Linked DNA regions of Homo sapiens: region 2 is linked to region 1. Evidence: chromatin contacts called from ENCODE Hi-C data. All regions are on one chromosome and are shown on one strand. The core of a region is the stretch at or near the end of the contact, and the rest is flanking DNA. Distances in the headings are between cores, read along the strand shown. Region 1 holds the start of AGTPBP1 (ATP/GTP binding carboxypeptidase 1). Region 2 holds the start of GKAP1 (G kinase anchoring protein 1).

What was found. A loop is a pair of places that touch in the nucleus more often than their neighbours do. Pooled maps may share reads with other maps.
Region 2: a map of CD4-positive, alpha-beta T cell shows a loop between it and region 1 (13-fold over the local background). The contact joins the promoter of GKAP1 here to the promoter of AGTPBP1 in region 1. A Hi-C loop is called at or near these places in 2 of 168 maps with a recorded cell type or tissue (CD4-positive, alpha-beta T cell and naive thymus-derived CD4-positive, alpha-beta T cell) and 7 of 50 pooled maps.

Annotation. Positions count from the first base shown.
Region 1 is chr9:85,738,274-85,745,683 of GRCh38, reverse strand. AGTPBP1 (ATP/GTP binding carboxypeptidase 1) reads left to right here and starts at 3,730. Exons shown (of 26, transcript NM_001330701.2): 1 at 3,730-3,909. RefSeq lists silencers at 3,407-4,006, 4,077-4,396 and an enhancer at 4,567-4,716.
Region 2 is chr9:83,814,956-83,822,124 of GRCh38, reverse strand. GKAP1 (G kinase anchoring protein 1) reads left to right here and starts at 4,356. Exons shown (of 13, transcript NM_025211.4): 1 at 4,356-4,608; 2 at 4,998-5,129. It overlaps LOC101927552 (a long non-coding RNA gene), which reads right to left and starts at 4,459. Exons shown (of 6, transcript XR_001746793.2): 1 at 4,398-4,459; 2 at 1,686-3,724. RefSeq lists a silencer at 4,162-4,981.

The sequences.
Region 1 (7,410 bases), core at 2,481-4,980:
TATCATTCACAGTTTACCATGGAAACCATTTGCCACTGTAAAAGATTTTGCATCAGAACCATTCAATGTGTGAAATCCCAGATTGCTTCCCTCCATTTCCCAGTTTTGCCGCATTCATTTAGATTCAGCTCTGGTCGTTTGTACTACATTCTGTTCTGTGGTCTATTTGTGGTAAACCTTTTAGTTTGACACAAGGCAGTGGTTAGGTATTTTGTTGAGCATTATCATTTGCTTAATTCCTCAGAAGATCTCAAGAGGACTGTCTGGTACATAAGAGGTGCTCAATAAATGGTTGATTGTTGAATAGTTATAACAATCAATCCTCTAACTCCAGAGGACCAGCTATGTTTCAGAAACCTCATGATCAATCATGCTCTCCTAACATTTATGTTCTAGATGGAAATTGCTGTAGACTTTTTGAGAGGTCCATGGCTGTTCTAAGCCTTATGACTATAGAGTTTTGTAATACAGTGTGTTGCATTTTGTACGTTACCTTATTAAAAGCATGGAGATAAGGTGATCCGCAGAAGAGGAGAAAGAGATAGCTGGGCTCCAATGTTCACCTCTCTCTCCCCATGACTAGTCCAAAAATGAAACAGGAAAACATTTACTGAGTACCTACAAGGCTGGACTGAATAGAGGAATCCAAGTTAAATGAATTCCATTATATAGTCCAACTCTGATCTATATCAGCCATTCACATTTAGTTTTATATATCATAATAAGGTTTATTGAAGAAGCTGTGGAAAGAGTGACCAATAGAAATTAGCTCTGTGTTTTGTATGGTTCAAAGTAGAGAGATAAAAGTATGATTTCATGAATCACATTGAAAGGCGTCAGCCAGCTTGCTTTAGGCAGATAGTAAGCAAAGGGTCCCCAGAGAAGCTCCCACCCATGTTTCGTACAGATAAGGGAACTTACACAGGGGTCTTGCCTAAACATGCCTACAGTGGACTAAGGGCCCGCGTGCACACTGGGGGAATGGGGTGGAGCCACCAGGAATTTGCGCCTTACACAAATAGGGAACCTGGCCCCATCAGCTTGCATGTAAAAGCCCCTGCATTCAACTGTGAAGCGGGCAACTGGGAACCTGCTTTCAGGATCCTTCTCTTTGCTGAGAGCTTTCCTTTTGCTTAACAAATTCTACTTCACTCACTCTTCAAGTGTCCGTGTACCTGATTTTTCCTGGTCTTGAGACAAGAACCTGGATCTAGCTGAGCTAAGGAGGAAACAATCCTGGATCAACATGGTTTATTGCCATGTGAAGATAATTTATTTTCTTAGGTTCACAATGTATAGAGGCAGAGAATTAAGAGAATAATTTCACAGGGAATACACTCCATAGATGATGTTTATTAACTACATAGTGAGTGAGTTCCAAAACTATTAAAACCTAGTTGTTCAATTAAGATTGAAGCAGACCTCTGTGGAAAGTAAAGTCTGATTAAGGATTGAGGTGGGTGTGGTATTAATGCCTGTAATCTCAGCATTTTGGGAGGCTAAGGCAGGAGGACTGCTGAGCCCAGGAGTTTGAGACCAGCCTGGGTGACTTAGGGAGACCCCGACTCTACAAAAACAATTAAAAAAATTAGCCAGGTGTGGTGACGTGTGCCTGTAGTCCCAGATACTCAGTGGGAGGCTGAGGTAGTACGATTCATTAAGCCTGGGAGGTCAAGGCTGCAGTGAGCCATGATTGCACTACTGTATTACAGCCTTGGCAACAGAGTGAGAGTCTTGTCTCAAAAAAAAAAAAAAAAGAAAGAAAAAGAAAAAGAAAAAGAAAAACAACTGAGGTGTACCTTTACCTTTTGGAGGCTGAGGTTCTCGGGAGAGATGGTGTCCAACATACAGGAGATCGGTGAGGATATGCAAGGTCCCACGATGCTAGAGGGCTGTGCCAGTGTTGGTGGACAGGCTTCAAAGCTTAAAGGCTAACAGGGTGTGGCCCTGTTGCAGCCTGAGCTGGTAGCGTTCAGGGAAGTGGCTGACAGAGCACGCGATCTGCCACCCGCTGAGCTCTCAAAGTATCTTGCAAATTCTTGAGTTTATATGTATTTCGAAATCCTGTAGTTGAGGTCAGTAACATATATATGGTGTTTGATAAGGTGTAACGTCACATTAGCTAGGAGAGGTGAAGTTTATTTCAACTTCATACACGTGGGATCTGATGAAGAGTGATGTCACATTCCCAGGGGGTGGGGGAGTAGCTCTAAGTTCTTAATTACCGCAAAACATAAATCACTCACTCTTGTGGCAAACTATGTGATTGGAATCATTTCAAAGCTATGTAATGCTGCTATTTATCTTGTGTGGGTTAATCTCCTGGGTCTGTGTTGTGGTCATCAAACTATGCTAACAGTGCTTGTGAAAGTGGGATTCAAATTCCACAAACACACACATCCACATAATATCTTCCTATATTGCAGGTTGACTCATTTAGAAACATGTTCTTTAAGAAAAGTTTCAGGTATATTACATACATATTTAGCATTATTGTAAAATTATTACATTATTATTGGGTATTTTCAGATAATACGTTTCTGATTGGGTGGTTTGGGGTGGTGGTTGTTTCAAAATTATTTTAAATACCGTAACCTATCTTTTAGTGCTCACGATGAGGGAAACTACGATGTTTATAAAATGGCAGTTTCTTGTTCATCTGAATAAAGACATCTACCAAGGGCAAACTGTAAGAAGCACTGTGGTGTACCTTGGGTTACTTTTTGAATTGCTTTCACACCTGCTTAATTTTATTTGAACAAGATCATAAAACAAAACAAAAATCTCACAGTTCTCAATGCATTCCCTTATCTAGTTGTGATATTACATTCCTTACCATAAACAGTAGCAAACATGTTCTTGTGCAACGTGAAAAAGTAAATGATGTCAGTATTTATTTGCAATACATTGCAGTACACTGAAGTACAGTCAAAACAGAAGGGGGTGTATTAGTAATTTCTCTGACACATTACTTTGGCTCAGATAAAACATTCCGCCTTTGCCTTCAGTAGCCAACTTAGCATTACCGTTTTGATTATATGCAGGCACTTTTTCAAAAAACAGTAAATCAGCATGCTATTTTGTTCGCTGCAGCACTAGGCATCTAATTTACTGAGATTTGGCCACAAGGTGCAATCCTGTTGTTTTCTGGGAGCCCGATTGTAGTAACAGCATGTCCCTTCCAGCCTCTTATTATGGACCCTCCTTGAGGTCAGGAAAGGTCTAAGCTTTACCGCAGTCCCCAGCGTTTGATGCGACCCCGGGATCACGTGGGGAGCTTTAAGAACCCTTCCTAAGAAAGTGACTGATTGATGGCGGGGGAGGGGGTGGGCGCGGGCTTAGTTCCGGGAAAAGGCTGGGGCCCTCGTTGGGAGTGTACAGAAAGATGACTTGAAGAACGTGGGGAGTCGCTCGCAGTTCGGTACGGAGGGGCGGTGGCCGGGGCTGCTGGGTACAAGGGACCGGCAGCGCGCGGAACACCCGCCCCTAATTCCCGCTCCCGTGCGCGCTCCGCCCCCACGCGCGCGCTCCCTCCCGTCAGGCGCGCAGAGAGGCGGGGCGCAGCGCGCACGGAGGTAACAAGGGACGCGGCGGGAAGAGGGCGTGCGCTCCGCCCCGCCCCTTTCGCGGCCTCGCACGCCCCGCCCCCACTCCCTGCGCGTGCTGGGAGCCGGCTGGCAAGGCGTGCGGTGGGCGGGGCGCCGCGCTGACGTTGCCCGGGATGCGGACAGGTTCCGCCGCCTCCAGCGCCGCCGCCGCAGCTGCCGCCGCCGCCGCCTCCGCCTCGCCTGCCACCGGGGTTTGTATGAAAACACCGGGCGGCGGGCGGCGAGGGATCCGCCGTGATCCAGGTGCTGAGCCGGGTGCTGCGGCTCTGCGCGGTCCCCGCCAGCGCCCCATCCTGAGCCGGTGAGCGCCCTGCTGCAGTCCTCATGTCCCGGCCGGCCGTCCCTCTGCTCTCCCCGGGCCGCGGGAGATGCGAGCGACGGCGCCCGGGGGTAGGAGGGGCGACCCCGGATCCCTGCGCCCCTTACCTGACGGGTTGTGTAACGCATGTTACACATGTGACGCGTGAGGGGAACGCACTCGGTCTTGAGGGAAAGCCCTGACGGGGTGGGGCTTTGACTGGGTCTGGAAAACGCCTTCCCCAGTCCCCGGACCCTCGGTGGATCCCCGTCCCAGACCTTGCGGAGGGTATCGGGCGCGGTCTCTGGGCGGAGGCCGCCCTTTCTGCTCAGCCCTTTCTCTCGGGCCCGAGCTCGCGGCGCCGCGGGGAGTCCAGCCGAGGGGCTGCAGGGCCGGGGGCGGGCGCGCCCAGCCCCGCTCTCCCCCGCCCCAGTGGTAGCGGGCCGCTGAATCGCGGGCCCCTGTGCTTCGAGAATTCTAGCGTTCCCGACTGAGCGCCAGCAAGGTGGGATTTGCTGTGACATCGGCGATGGGCACGTTTGCTTCCTCTCGCTGGGTGGTTTGAGCTGAAGTGTGTCTTCTGTTTACAACTTGTCGCCTTGAGCGTTTGGTTTGAACCTGAATCAGATCACCCTGGATGACAGTGCAGAGTTTCCTTAGTGTCTTCCTTCCTGAATTGCGGGTTCTCAATTGCAAGTGTTCAAGGACTGTTGTAACCCAAAGGCTTGCTCGACTCTACCGTTGTTTTACCCCTTGTGCGGTATAAACCTCTTACGAGCACCAGGGCAATTGGAGTTGGTTGGGTTCCTTTCTTGGGCGTTTACTCATTGTAGAATGGAGTTTTCATGCATCATAGTGTAATCGATGTGAATGTTGATAATTTAAAGCCCATTTCCCGTTTTAACATAGCTTACTCAAGTGCCTGAAGATAGCGGAAATTTTCTTTGGCAGTATTAATTCTATGTGGGTTTTTTCCTTCAGGTGTTTAACATTGTAGTTGTGTTTAATTACAATGCATGACAATTTGTAGTTAGAAAGGACCTTAACAGTCTTCTTAATCGGTCATTTTCACTTACCTTTTATGTCCGTTTTTTAAGCTTTATGTAAATCAAATTATCCTTTGTGAACTTCTGAATTATTCTTATAAACTGGTTGTCTGAGAAAACCGGAAAGTTATTTTTGTAATTGTATTGTGGAATGTTTTTAGTTCAGTAGGCCAAAAAAGAAATGATTTATTTAAGGAACTTTAAATGGTGCTTATTTTAAAACATGTGCCAAATGTCAAAACCAAACAAAACTCTGAAAGATCTGTATTTCCTATGTAGAATTACTGCGAAATAATAAGTCGTGCCTTACCCACTGTTTCTCATCATGCAGGCAGAGTTCTAATATGACTTGCTCTTTTTCCCATTCCACTTCTCTTAAGTTAAATTCTATGGTGAAGTTACAGGTTCATTTTTAATGATCACAAAACTCTGCCTTGAATTGATTAATCACATAATTACAACTGCAGACTCACTCTGAACTCGGAAATGAAGTGGATAGGCTTAAAACTACCCTCGTATTTGGCCAACATTGCAAAGCATTTAAATCTATTAATTAAACTTTTGTAGAAGCAATTTTTATAAAGCTTTTCCGAATTGAGGCATTCTTCTCTTTAGAAAAGTCTGGCTAGGCTGCTATATAATAATGGTTTTACTTCCATTAGCAGAAGGAAAAGAGGTCCAACAGTTATGAAATTTTGTAATTTGTATTTTACTTTTTTTTTTTTTTTGAGACGGAGTCTCACTCTCTCGCCCAGGCTAGAGTGCCAGTGGTGCGATCTCGGCTCACTGCAACCTGCCCCTACCGGGTTCAAGCGATTCTCCCGCCTCAGCTTCTTGATTATAGGCGCGCGTCACCACGCCTAGCTAATTTTTGTGTTTTTAGTAGAGACGGGTTTCACCATGTTGGCCAGGCTGGTATCGAACTCCCAACCTCAGGTGATCCACTAGCCTCAGCTTCTTAAGGTGCAGGGATTACAGGCGTGAGCCACCAAGCTTGGCCTGAATTTTTTTTTTTTTTTTTTTGAGACGGAGTTTCGCTCTTGTCGCCCAGGCTGGAGTGCAGTGGCACGATCTTGGCTCACTACAGCCTCTGCCTCCCGGGTTCAAGCGATTCTCCTGCCTCAGCCTCCCGAATAGCTGGGATTACAGGAGCACACCACCACGCCCGGCTAAGTTTTTGTTTTTAGTAGAGACGGGGTTTCACCATGTTACCCAAGCTCGTCTTGAACTCCTGACCTCAGGTGGTCTGCCCACCTCGGCCTCCCAAAGTCCTGGGATTACAGGCGTCCGCCACCACGCCCGTCCTGGCCTGAATTTTTTTAAACCTCATCCAAAGTATTCATCTTCCCAAATCTGCTTTTCTTGCTTGAAGTCCCCCACTATCTGAAAGTTGAACAGTGCGTGAATAGCAATGGATGCACCTGTCAGAGGGCCATCTGCAAGATGGGAGCTTTCCTTAGGCAATGGGTTTCAGTATAAACAACATAAATTTTGTAGGGTGGGCACTGAATTTTAAACTTCAGATGTTATTGTTGATTACTGTGCCTGTGTACTATGGTGTAGTGGCTAAGGAGTTGGGCCTCAGAGCCAGATGGCTCGGTTTGGGTCCTGGCTTTGCTTTAGGCAAGTTATTTTTATTTTTATTTTTTTAAGACAAGTTATTTGTCCTTTTTGTACTTTAATTTTCTCAGCTCCAAAAATGACATAATATTAGTGTATACTCTTAAGATATTCTCAAATATTAAGTGATTAATACAAGTAAAGTGCTTAGCCCACAGTGCCTGGCATGTAGTAAGTGCCCAGTAAATATTGCTATTATTACCGTTGCTCTTCCTCAGTCTTCAAAGGGATCTAGTAAGCAGAAAAAGGACTTTTGGGGGATGGAGCAGTATTAGTGCAGATTAATTCCACTATGACCCATTTGCTCCTTTGGGGTTAAATGAGAGCTTAGTCTCACTGTCCTGCCTCCTGCCTTGGAAACATGTAAGTCAGTTTTAAATAGAACAGCTAGACCCTGAGCTGGGTGCCCTGGGATGCTACTGGAGAGCTGTTGATAAATCCGTTTGTCCCTTCTGACAGAACCTTGGATTGTCTCCCTCCTGTTGGTGATGGCTGCTATTTTAATCTTTTAATCATCTGTTTTTGAGTTTGTGATTGGGTGTTTCTTTGACTATAATGTGCCGCTATCAAAAATGTGATCTGTCAAAATATTGGTAGGTATGTACTTGTTTATTTGATCAGAATATTGTATGTTGTTTCCAGGGCACACAAAATCAATTTTTTTAAGCATTCTTTTTTATCTAAGCATTTTCTTTTTTATTGATATTATATAGTGTGAAATCAGTTTTGATTTGACATTGTGTTCATTTTCAGCTTTCATATAATTTTCCTAGGAACTTTTTTTTTCCCTCCAGTATGATTTTACATACTTGTTCTTGGTTTGCAGGGATCTAATATT
Region 2 (7,169 bases), core at 3,107-5,606, 1.9 Mb after region 1:
TTAAGAAAGAAGGAAGAGCCAGGCGCAGTGGCTCATGCCTGTAATCCCAGCACTTTGGGAGGCCGAGGCAGGCAGAGCACGAGGTCGGGAGATCAAGACCATCCTGGCTAACACGGTGAAACCTGTCTCTACTAAAAATACAAAAAATTAGCCAGGTGTGGTGGTGGGCACCTGTAGTCCCAGCTACTCGGGAGGCTGAGGCAGGAGAATCGCTTGAACCAGGGAGGCGGAAGTTGCAGTGAGCCGAGACTGCACCACTGCACTCTGGTCTGGTTGACCGGGCAAGACTCCATCTCAAAAATAATAATAATTTTAATTTTTGTGCATACACAGTAGATGTATATATTTATGGGGTATATGAGATGTTCTGATACAAGCATGCAATGTGTAATAATCACATCATGTAAAACAGAGTATCTAGCTCTTTATAACCGAGGTTTTTAATGTAGATTTTGAACATTCACTGTGCATTGTTTGATGTGGCAGAGCTAGCATCTGTAGATGTATCTACTTGAAATACACGTTGGAGGTAGGACAGAGTAGTCTATGACAAGTTTTAAAGCACTGTCATTTAAATTGGAAAACCTGGCATGTGTCTGGTGTTTAATACAGACAGATGGGCATTTCCTGTAAAAGAAGGCAGTTACCATCGTAATTTGAGAGGTCAGAGAGAAGCAATTAGAAATCTCACTTTAGCAACATAAAACGTAAAAGCATCTGTTTAATGAAATGTGATATTTGCAAGAGTTTAACATATTAAACCACTGATGTCCCTGTGCAGCCTAATTTGAAGAATTCAACCCCTCACTCATAGATTAAAGATTTTAGTACTAGGGCTACTATCACTCTCTCCAAAACTACTCACTACTACAACACTACTGTGGAATCACTCTTGCGGTAATTCTTTGTGAGGGGTATGTGTATATATGTATGTATGTATGTATAACAGATATATATAACTATGTGGATGTTCATTTCAAAATCCTTACTGTGTCTCAATTCCTTGACCTCCCTTCAAAGGATCTCGTACCCTCTGGTACCTCAATTATCCATTCTCATATGCATTCCTTACACTGTAATATTACTGGTAACTACAGGTCCTCCTCTAATTTAATTCAAGCCTCCACTCTCCAACCACCTCTTATCGTTCCAAGGTCATTGCATATAGTAACTAAACTTCAACAATTCTTCAACCTCATCAAAAACACCAATTCAGTCACTCTACCGTCTTTCCACCATTCTTCACTCCTCTCATAGCTTTACTTCTTACCACTTCTGAAATTATAAGGCCTCCTTTGCCTCTATCAACACCAACTCTGCCCTTATCTTCCCCTTATACTTGCCTGGTCAAATCTCAGTCCTGGTTACTGCCAAAACTGCCTACTCAGTGCCTGCACATGAGCAACTGAATATGGCTAGAGAAAATTGCATAACCAAGTGGCTAGCCTCACTATAAATTCATGACCACTTATTCAATGGGGCTCTTAGTAATGCCTGGAAACTTTACCATGTTCTTTAGTCAGTTCACTCTCCCTCACTCATAAACTCTGATTTCACCTCCCTTCTCTCTTTTTTTCTCAATACTTTCCGTTAAGGACTACATTACCTAGAGTAGGCTAAACTGCTATAAAAAATAGACTGCAAAATGTTATGGCTCCAACTCAATAGAAATATATCTTGCTCACATAATTGGGTGTCCAGGTCAGTGGGTAGCTCTCCTTCATCCAGGCACCTTCTTTCTTGTGGCTCTGCCAACCCCAGAGGTTTGTGGTCATCTGCATAATTGAATCAGAGTCACCGTGTCCAGGGTCCAGCTGGCAGAAAGGAAAATGCATGAAAGAGGCACAAGTACTCTCAAAGTAAACGCCTTGGCCTGACAGTGGCAGACATAACATCTGCTCACGTTCTATAACTTAATACTTGACCATATGCAACTGAAAGAGAGGCTGAGAAAAGCAGTCTGTGTTTTCAGGGAGAAAGGGAGACTAAATTGTGATGGACAATTAGCAGTCTGCCAAAATGATCTTGCTCCTCACTTTGCTGAGAAAATAGAAGCAACTGGAAGAGAACTACTTTCTCCCACTGTCCAATCTATCTACTTATCTCGACATGTCCCATACACGTGGGAACTGGGGAAGATGGGATGGATCCCTAGACTAAACTTGACCAGAAAGGGGATCTTTCTTCCCAGGCTTTCAATAAGAACAATGTGGTCTCAAAGACCCTACTACCTAATCACAAAGTGCAAACATACCTTCTTTCCTTGTGCTTTTCAACCTCTGTGGTTTTGGATATTGTTGAGCAACACTCCTTCCAGCCCTGTTTTTGTGAAACTCCAATTTACCTTGTCTTGATGATTCTGCGTTACCCTATTCTCCTCCCATTTTCTGCTCCATCCCCTTTCTTTGCTGGCTTGGCTCACCTAGATCAGAGCTTCTCAAACTTTTTGATGTGACACAAATCTCTTCGGGTTCTTGTTAAGTTGAAGATGCTGGTTCAGCAGGTCTGGGGTGGAGCCTGAGATTCTGAGTTTCTAACTAACATCCTCATGTCAGTGCTGCTGGGCCACTGACCACGTTTTGAGTAGCGAGACTCTAAAGAGGGTGTTTTCCAAGATTCTGACCTTTGTTTTCTTCTTTTATCTCACAGCAATATCACTCCTAGGCTGATTATTTATGAGTCTATTTTCTAGTTCAGTCCTCTTTCCCATATTACAAAACCTTTATTTCTAACTTATTAGTGTCCATGTCTCTCTGGCTGTCTTGACAACCCTTTGAATTCTTAAAATGTCCAAATCTAAACTGATCTCTCAAGAAGTAGCTCCCTCTCCTTTGTAATTGTCTCTTTTCTCTCTTGCAATTATCTACAAACTCAAAACCTCCACTTTCTTTGATTTCTCTCTTCCTACCCACAATTAATCAATCAGTTGCCAAATTCTATAGATACTGCATGCACATCATCTCTCAACTATGCTCTTTTAAATTCCCCTAGCTGTCCCTTTAGGTCAGACTCATCATTTTTACCTGGCCTACAGTAGATCTGTCCGTTTTTCCACCTCTGATTTCTGCTTCCCCTCACAGATAAATCACTAGCACAAAGAAAAAAAAAAACCTTCCTTTTCTTCCCCCAAACTTCTGAACCATAAAAACTCAAAATACTGAATTAAATATAAATTCATCCATTTGGTATCTTAGGCCCCATACTCCTTTGTCTTTTCTACCTCTCAACATACCCTGGAGTCTTTGCTCTTTCCCCAACACAACTTTCACTGATTCGCCTTCATATATATTCTCATGCTATCCCTGCTTGCTGTAAAACTCTCCCTGTCTCCTTCAAGGTCAATCCCAAATGCCTACTCCTTCATGCTGCCTTTCTTTCCTTATCCCCAAGACAGATATACACGGTTCTTTGATTCCCGGCAGTACTCTGCCACTTTTCACGTGGCACCTATCATGGTTTGTCTTTTATTGTCTGTTTTATCTTTGTTTTATTCCTTACTTCTTTGAAGGCAAAGGTATCTTCAACTCCCCTCTAACTCTGAAGCATCTTACCTGTGGGGCGTCTAATATTAGTTGAATCATGGGGATTTATGGAGATAATGTGATGCGCTGGTAAGCTAACAGAATTGGAAGCCAGTACAGCTGGGTGCCGGCTCTGCCGTTTATTAGCTGTGAGGTTTTGGGTAAGTCACTTAACTTCGCCTGTAAAATTAGTCCACTACGACCTGATGGAGAACCAAGGGAGATAACGTTAAAGCGCCCTGCAACTCTACAGGGAACTGAGCAATGTTAGTTATTTTCCTTACAGAGATCTGATGCACTCTTGCTACTGGAATCTTGACTTGCAGGACCATCCCTACTTCATTGCCTGGAGGTCGAACCCCAAGTTGCAGGGAACCCAAGCTACCAGGTCCCACTGCCCTTTTCCACTCCAGGGCCCTCTAACCGCTCTCCGCGTCGCAGGTGATCCTGCCTTGCTGCGGGGGAGTGGCCTAGAGTCTCACTCCCTCGGGAGGCCTCCCTCCTTCCACCCGCTTGAGGAGAGCCCTTCTCTTCCCTGTGACCCCGAAGACCGTGGCGCCGCCGCCTACGTGAGGCGTTTGGACCCTGCCCGGCCCCCGTAGCTCCCCTTCTCCAGCAGGTGGTTCTGGTCCTCTCCCCCAACTCGGGCGCTCACGTCACCGGCGAACCTCTAACCAGCGCCAGCGCCGCTACCAACCGCGAAAATAAACAAACCCCCGCGCTCGGCGGACGCGCCAGGCCCCGCCCCCGCCCCCGCCCCCGCCCCGAGGCTCTCACGCCGCCTCCTCCGCCCGGGCTTCCCTCCACCCTCCGCCCGCCCGCCTGCTCTCAGCCGCGCTCTCCCCGCCCCTCACCGCAGCCTGCAGCCGCGCTCACCTCCGCGGTCCGCCCCGGCGCCCCGGGACCCGTTAGTGCCCAGCCTGTGGGCCGACCGCGACCCCCGCCCGGCGCGAGCCTGCCCCCAGCTCTGCCGACACTTGACCCAGACCAGTCCCAACGCCCAGTGCGGCCGCCCGGGGAGCCGCGGGAGAGGCGGCGGCGGGGGGAGGAGGGAGAGGAGGGCCGAGCCGGCGGCACGGGAGGCCCGGTGAGTACGCGGAGGCGGGCCCGCCTCGCGGGTGTCCGCTCCGGCACCCCGGAGGCGTAGGCAGCGGCTCGACAGCGCTCCCCTCGGCGCCCCGGCCTCGGGTGGCGGGGACTCGGCCTGAGGCGACGGGCCCCACTGACCGGAGCCGCTGGGCAGAGGGCACGGGAGGGCCGCGGCCCGACGCTCGGCGCAAGGCTCGGGGCGGCGGGGAGGGACTCGCACCCGACTCCCAGGCCGGCGACCGCTGAGCCTCCCGAGACCCCGTGGGGGCCGCTCGAGTGACAGGTGCCACCGTCCCCTCCCCGCCGCTGGCGCCCGCGCTCCCTCCCGGGGAGCCGGGCGCTCGGAAATTTCTGGAGCAACGACCTGACTCGTTTTCTCCCTTTCAGGTTTTGAAGCCGCTTCTCTGCCCGAGTTAGGTTTCGCCCAGCGCAATTTCTTTCTCTATGTACTTTGCGAATAAGTTTCGGAGCATCGGTTAACAGCCTATGGGTGAAATTTGGCTTTCATTCATGAATGAGGTATAGTGAATTACTTTTTGAATATAGTGCTCCTCCTCCTCCCCCGCCAGCTATTGAAAAGTGATTTTTTTTTCTGTTATTGTTTGGAACAGCCTTACCGAATTTTTGTCAGATCTCTAGCATTAAGGTGCTTCATAAATATTGAACAGTAACGACAAAAATAGTTTATCAAATTGGCTGATTGCCTTTTCTCTTCCTCCTCTTTTTCACTCTTTACCTTCGCCAGATTTTTCAGAGTAGATGCAAGTGCTTTCATTAGAAGAACTAATGAAAGATCGTCTGTCTTACACTAAAAAGCCGGAGACACTTTTCTTCACCATTTAGCATTGTCTGTTGTGTAGTAAATGTGCTTGGGATTGTAACTGGAATCATTTAATAAATGTGACTTGTAGCTATAAAAATATTTGAGAAGCTTTTTGGCAAATTAAAATATTAAAAATCTTCATAGAAGTCTAGATTTCTTTTCTCAACAGATTTATAACACTATAGTAGCTTCAATTCTGGAGTAAGAGCAAAACCCAGAAGTTGACCAAAAGAACCTTGTGTGAAAATAGATGTATTTTACTCGTGGGAGAATCCCTCAGGTCCTCACTGAGTACCTGCTTGTATTTTTTGTTTAACTTTCTTGGCCTGCAGAAAGTGGGAGCTGCAGATTGGAGAGGGATCTCAGTACTTAACTATGAGAAAAAAATGGAGTTTGGGGCATACCCATTGGGTTTACATCACTTACAGTAAGTGTGTTTGGAGCAGAGTTTTAGTATGCACTTCACACTTGCTGATTGTGAACCCTATTTTTTTTTTTTCTTGAGGCGGAATTTTGCTCTTGTTGCCCAGGCTGGAGTGTAATGGCGCGATCTCGGCTCACAGCACCTTCTGCCTTCCAGGTTCAAGCAGCTCTCCTGCCTCAGCCTCCTGAGTAGCTGGGATTACAGGCGCCTGGCTAATTTTTTTTTTTTTTTTTTTTGTATTTTTAATACAGACGGTGTTTCGCCTTGTTGGCCAGGCTGGTCTGGAACTCCTGACCTCGTGATCTGCCCACCTCTGCCTCCCAAAGTGCTGGGATTACAAGTGTGAGCCACCACACCTGGCCTGTGAACCCTAATTTTTAAGAAGCCAAAGTGAAAGATACTGTTTGGTTATCTGAAGAACAGAACATGAAATAACACAATTTTTTATTTCACCAGGTGTTAAATCAGTGATACTTGGTGCCATTTCATATTACGCTCAGTTAATTTCGATCTAAGTTATATTTCAGTGAGGCCACACTAATTGGCATCTACATTAATACCTTTTTTTGGTCAGGCTAATTGGTAGTGTTAATAGAAGATGGCTATCATTCATCTCATAAAAAGTAATATATTTGGTTGTTCTTGATTTAAGGATTTTATATGTATAATTGTGTGTGTGTGTGTGTGTGTGTGTTTTCTGAAGTTCCCTAATTGTGGTCTTCTGGACTGAGATATGGCTGCTGCTGTCTTGATTCTAGTGAGGTCATAGTGTAGAGGGATAAGGTCATAATGGCAATGTGCCTCCAAACCTTGATAGAGGCCAAGACTACCAGCCACTTAGGAATTCTTCTGCTTGGGTCGGGCTTGGTGGTGCATGCCTGTAATCCCAGCCCTTTGGGAGGCCGAGGCTGGAGGATTGCTTGAGCTCAGGAGTTTGAGATCAGCCTGGGCAACATAGTGAGACCCCATGTATACACAAAGAGAAAAAAAAAATTCTCCTGCTTGTAGCTTAGGCTATTCATTTTTAGAAGCAGTTTACTTAAGCAGCCAATGCATCCTAGTTCTCTTAAATTAACACTTTAGTTTTTCATTTTTTTGAGACAGTCTCTCGCTCTGTTGCCAGGCTGGAATGTGGTGGCGCAGTCTTGGCTCACTGCAACCTCTACCTCCCTGGTTCAAGCGATTCTCCTGCCTCAGCCTCCCGAGTAGCTGGGACTACAGGCGTGCGCCACCATGCCCAGCTAGTTTTTGTATTTTTAGTAGAGATGGGGTTTCACTACGTTGGCCAGGATGGTCTCGATCTCTTGACCTT